Regions from separate parts of the Homo sapiens genome. Here region 1 is linked to region 2. Evidence: chromatin loops called from intact Hi-C (ENCODE). Cell type or tissue: heart left ventricle. All regions are shown on one strand. Each heading gives the region's core, and the rest is flanking DNA. Links, peaks and the distances in the headings are about the cores only. Region 1 overlaps ATXN1 (ataxin 1). Region 2 overlaps LOC124901268 (a long non-coding RNA gene).

Region 1 (2,915 bases), core at 190-2,689, 360 kb after region 2:
TTGCTATTAATATAATCAGATATAAACTTTTTCCAGTTGGCACCAACAACCCTGGGCCTTCTCTGAGTACCACCTATAAACAGGGCTTCAATTTCCCATTTTTGCATACTTACTAATGTACTACAGATCTTGCACTGACTTTAATTCAATATCAATATTAAAGTCATATGAGGTAGTAGTAAATAGAGATAGCCATACCTTAGAGTCAATAAGACATAAAATTAGTTATGTTATTATTATTATTAATTATGCATAATATGTCATTTTCCTGAAGAGAACAGACTAATAGCTGATTTCAGCAAGCATCTTTAGGCTTTTGTTTTCAAATTATTTTACATCTTTTTCTTTTCTTTTCTTTTCTTTTTTTTTTTTTTTTTTTTGACACAGAGGTCTCACTCTGTCACCCAGGCTGGAGTGCCGTGGTGTGATCTCAGCTCACTGCAACCTCCGCCTCCCAGGTTCAAGCAATTCTCCTGCCTCAGCCTCCCAAGTAGCTGAAACTACAGGCATGTGCTACTACACACGGCTAATTTTTGTATTTTTGGTAGAGACGTGGTTTCAGCATGTTGGCCAGGATGGTCTCAAACTCCTGGCCTCAAGTGATCCGCCTGCATTGGCCTCCCAAAGAGCTGGGATTACAGGCGTGAGCCACTGTGCCTGGCCACCCACCTATTTTCCATCTTTAGCACTGGCCGTTCTCATTCAAAATACGTACTGCTACACTAAGAGGAGACTTAACTTCAAATTCACTTTGCTCCACGGATGTTGTATATGACCTGAATAGATGTAATTCTGACAAGCTTGTAGTTCATTGGAGGCTCACAATTTGAAAGAAATGCATGATTAAGACTTTAGAACATAAAGAAGATTCTAGTAAAACAAATGATTGCACCCTTTTGGATTTTTTGCATATTATCTTTATGTAGGGAAGGGAATGATATGTTAGAAAGAATCCTCAAACAGGTTTAGACAAATCACTGGTTGAACCATAATCTCCAAAATATCGCTACATCAGAAAAAGCCCAACATAGCCTCTGAGGTATTCGTCAGAAATCCCAGTGCAAGCATTAGGAAAGAAATGTACTCCCTGCTCCTCACCTTTGTAAGTCAGATTTAGTCTTCACTGTTCATTTCAGGTTCTCTGCCTCCATAGGGGTCCCTTCAGCACTTGTTTGGTTCTCTAATTGGCTTATGATAGTGGGTCTTACATCATCAACTGGATTGTAAATTCCTTCAGAAAGAGATGTCAATTAAGTACACAGCAGAGTCACAGTATTTCAAAATTGGAAGTCATAGTAAGGGGGAAGGAGGGCCGCTAGATGCTGTGATTCACACGGCGTCATAGTAAGCAAGAGGCCGAGGCAGTGCCAGCACCCAGGTAGGGCTCCGGTGCCACCCTCTGCTTCATCCTCTGCCAAGCCTATCACGACGGTCGTTCAGCTCATGCTCTCCATGCACGTCTGGTGATTTGATGCTCATCTTTGCCAGCTTCAGAGCATCACTGGACACATGCCCAGTCTTGAAGGGTTAATTTTCAAGTACCAAGCATGCTTTGGACAAACTCAAATCTGTTCCTTGTTTTCGCTCAACCCGCAACCAGCATCATCAGCCCAGACGCAGCTTCCCCAGAAGGCCAGCAGGTGGAGCACAGTTTTGTGGAACTTCTCTAGAACTCGCTGTTTAAAAGCCGCAAACCAAGACATGTGAGGCTGTGGGGTGGGGGGCAAAGAAGAGCCCCAGATTCTGCACGTCTGGAAGCTTTTAAAATTGTCTTACAACAATTTTAGACCTACAAAAGCCAGCTTTTGAAATTGCATAAACGGCAAGTCGAGTTCTTTTTTTTTTTTTTTTTTGAGACCTAGTCTTACTCTATTGCCCAGGCTGGAATGCAGTGGCACGATCTTAGCTCACTGTAGCCTCCACCTCCCAGGTTCAAGCTATTCCCCTGCCTCAGCCTCCCGAGTAGCTGAGACTACAGGCGTGAGCCACCACGCCAGGTTAATTTTTGTATTTTTAGTAGAGACAGTGTTTCACTATGTTGGCCAGGCTGGTCTTGAACTCCTGACCTTAAGTGATCCACCTGCCTCTGCCTCCCAAAGTGCTTTGATTAGAGGCATGAGCCACGGTGCCTGGCCAGCAAGTCAAATTTTTAATTAGACTTAAAATGTTGGTGCTCATAACAACTACAGTTACTGTGGTTTTTTTTTTTTAGTTTCATAAAGAGGACAGACGCTAAGGCAATTGTGTGGAACAGAGCAGCTTCTCGGGGTAACCATCTCCTGCTGATGTATAAATATCGGGGCAAAACTGAGTAAGTTTTAGAAAATAAATGTCAAAGCAAGTCCGAGTCATTTATTCCTTAGCAGGAAATATCGATCCTGTGACATTATTTGATTATAATGACTGTTTCTATTAGGTTAAATGACTGAGGTATACTTAACCAGTTTAGGTGAAGAATGAGGCTCATTGCACCATTTGATTGACTAAACCTTAGAACCCATGTATTCTTTTTATTTGTTCAGTCACCAATTTTTATGAAGCACCTACTGTGTGCCAAACACCCTCTTGGGTGCCAAGGTAAGAATTAAATTTTGGAATTAAGCAAAGCATGATGGCTCATCCATGTAGTCCCAGCTACTCAGCAGACTGAGACAGGAGGATCGCTTGAACCCAGGAGATTGAGGCTGCAGTGAGCTAAGAACATGCCACTACCCTCCAGCCTGGATGACAGAGACCTCAACTCTAAAAAACAGGTTTTTTAAAATTGGAATTAAACACACTTGGGTTCAAGTTCTACTTCAGCTACTTATTAGTTGTGAGAAAATAAATGTCAAATGTTTTTCAATTTGCATAAGTTATTTAACCACATTATCCTTACTTTCCTTATCATTAAAACCCTGAAAAGGTTGTAAGTG
Region 2 (2,915 bases), core at 91-2,590:
AAAATCTCTGCCCTCCTGACAATAAACAAACAAACAAAGTAGATGACATAGAATGTTATAAAGCAACACATTTATGGGATAAATGAGCAGGGCAAGGTGGATCGGGAAAGTGAGGGAGTAGAATTTTTAGTAGGGTGTTCACAGCAGGCCTCACTAGGAGGTTGATTCTTAGAAAAAATAACCTGAAGAAGATGAAGGAGTGGGCCATGCGAACACAAGAGGGAAAAGCATTCCAAGCCGAGGGAACAGCTAATACAAAGGCCCTGAGGCAAGAGAGCAGCTGGCTTATTTGAGGACCAGCAAAGAGGACAGTGAGGCTGGCAGTGTGGGAGCAAGGACAGGGATAGATGAGATCAGAAAAGTTGAGGACCTGATCGAGGCCAGCCTTGTAGGCCATGAAGGGCTTTTACTTGACCTTGGGGGAGCCCTTGGTCTCTGAGCAGAGCTGTGGCATCAACCTAATGCAGGCAGTAGACTGGTGTGGGCCGGTAACTGGAGAAGTAAGGGCCAATTTAGGAGGCTGTCGCAGTAACCCTGACGAAGGACGGTGGTGGTTTAACTCCAGTGGTAGCAGTCCCAGGGCTGAAAAATGGTCAGATTCTGGATATGTTTTGAAGGTAGATTTAACTGGATTTTTGGCAAATTGGATGTGGGGTCTGACGAGAGAGTCAAGACACTGCCAGCGGTTCTGGGCTTGAACAGGTGGAAAGATGGAGTTGCCATTTTCTGAGATTTGCATGTAAGAACTGCTTTATCCATCTCAAGAGGACTTCCTTTGTATTCTGGCTTCAGTGTGAGGCCTCCCCTTCCACTCGCTCAGGGAAACTTCCTGAAACAAATGAGCTTCTCGGTTTTTTTTGGTTTTTTGAAAAAGGAGAATCAGAAAGACCAAGGTCTTCATAAGCACTTTGATAACACTCAAATAGACAGTAAAAGAAAGCCAAACAATTAGCATTGTATTTCCTCAATATCAAATTAATTTAGTTTTTGCGGTCTCTTCTTCACCCCAACCCCACCCACATGCTGGAAGACTACTTCTGAAGAGGGAAGCTGCTGGTGCATCGGGCGCCCAGCAGAGGGAGCTGAGGAGGGCCGAGGAGGACGCCGACACCAGCTGACGCCCCGTGCAGGAGTGTAATGTACTTGTGCTCTCTGAGGCCTGGAGCCAGAAGCCAGATGTTTTTCTGGGATGACGAGGAGGCGGTTCTAGAACTCTGTAAGTTTTCTATTCCATTAGACCTTTTCTTTGTTTATTGGTATTGTCATAGGTGCAAGACCAAAAGTACATCCAGAACAGATTACCTAGGAGTATCTGCAGCAGGAAGAGGTAGGGCCATATACGTAAATAAAGAGAAGAAAGGAGAATCCAACAGACCTGGAATCATGGATCTCATAAGGAGGGTGCATTCGTCTCCTAGGATGGCTATAACAAAGTACCACAAACTGGGTGGCTTAAAACAACAGGTATCTATTCCCTCCCAGTTCTGGAAGTTAGAAGTCTGAAATCAAGGTGTCAACAGGGCCATCCTTTCTCTAAATGCTCTAGGAGAGGAGGCTTCCTTGCCTCTTCTAGCTTCTGGTGGTTGCTAGCAATCCCTGGCATTCCCTGGCTTGTGGCAGCATATCTCCAGTCTCTGCCTTGTCTTCACATGGTCATCTACCCTGTGTCTCCTCTGTTTCTGTGTCTTCTCTTCTTATGAGGACAACAGTTGCATTGGATTTAGGGTCCACCCTAAAACAGTAAAACCTCATCCTAACTAATTACATCTGCAAAAATGCTACTCCCAAATAAGGCTACACTCATAGTTACTGGGGTTAGGACTTCGATGTATCTTTTGGGGTCACAATTCAACTCATAACAGAGGGCAGTGGAAAGTTACATGAAAAACTGATCAGTGGAGGGGAGTCACATAATTGGAGCATAAACAAAGGAAGCGCAGTTGCACGCTGAAACTGTAAGGGAGGTCAAATGGGTTTGGGAGTAGCAGGAAGTATTCAAGTAAGAGAGCTCCCACTTAGGATACTCTCTCCATCTGTGCTTATGGCCCTGTTTTTTTCGGTTAGAGGTTTAAAAAAATATTGTATAAATAAAAAGAATAAGAAAATAGCACTTCTCTGACTCACACATTGGGCAGAGCCGCAGACTCCTGTGATAATCAAGAAAGACTTCACAGAAGTGTTGATGCTTGAGCCGGATCTCAAAAGCATGAGGATAAAATCTCCATGCAAAAAAAAAAAAAAAAAAAGGAGGGAGGAGAAGAAAGGGCTTTCCATATAGAAGGTATATGCACACGCATAATGTTATTTAAATGATATCTCCTTCACCTCTTTAGGTGGGGAGTAAAGTCTTTAAAAGGCAAGGCTCTTGTTGTCTATTTAACCTGTATTACTCAGACACAGTATTTAAACAATGAAGGGGCAAAAATGTTTCTGGTTTTAATAAATGCACAAATAAGCACATGATAACCTGGAAGAACACTAGGGGCATATATCAGGAGGAGTTAATTATTGGACACATTTGCCAAAGCACAAATATGGAAACCCCACCCTCAGCCAGATCTGGAGAAATCAAAGAGTTGAATGTGGTATAAATTCCTTTGCCCTGATTGCATAAGGAGATCTGCCAACATTTTTCCCTTTGATATATTCCTTTCTGTACAAAGGGTCGAACTGGGTTCTTAAAAACCCAATCATGAACTAAGATATGCAATTCTGAATCACCATTGCGATCTAGGAAAATTAACTCCTCGCTGATCTTCCCAGATAAGCACCCAAGCTTGTTGCCTCCAAGATCTGCATCAGGGTCTGGCTAGTTTCTGTCTTAGAGCAACTCCCCTTTTTTGGCATAAGAATGTACAGGATGCCAGCGAAGTTCACACTGGGTCGTCTAAGTCTCTTTAAAGGCCTGATGATTC

The links. Peaks named below come from ENCODE experiments on the same cell type or tissue, not always from the same donor. Only the 100,000 strongest peaks of a DNase experiment are listed, where the experiment ranks them.
Region 1: it touches region 2 in a loop (2.2-fold over the local background); 51 of 110 quality-filtered maps call a loop at or near these places.

Annotation. Positions count from the first base shown.
Region 1 is chr6:16,408,591-16,411,505 of GRCh38, reverse strand. The region is part of intron 6 of ATXN1 (ataxin 1); the gene reads left to right. Among named protein-coding and RNA genes, the nearest start is that of GMPR, 170 kb to the right of the region's middle. In heart left ventricle, for the core only: a CTCF peak has its summit at 1,630 (motif pointing right); a DNase peak (open chromatin) is centred at 1,620.
Region 2 is chr6:16,769,309-16,772,223 of GRCh38, reverse strand. LOC124901268 (a long non-coding RNA gene) reads right to left here. Exons shown (of 2, transcript XR_007059480.1): 1 at 1-2,915. Among named protein-coding and RNA genes, the nearest start is that of ATXN1, 9.3 kb to the right of the region's middle. RefSeq lists an enhancer at 2,812-2,915. In heart left ventricle, for the core only: CTCF peaks have their summits at 862 and 1,074 (motif pointing right); a DNase peak (open chromatin) is centred at 1,093; H3K27ac peaks cover 563 bases.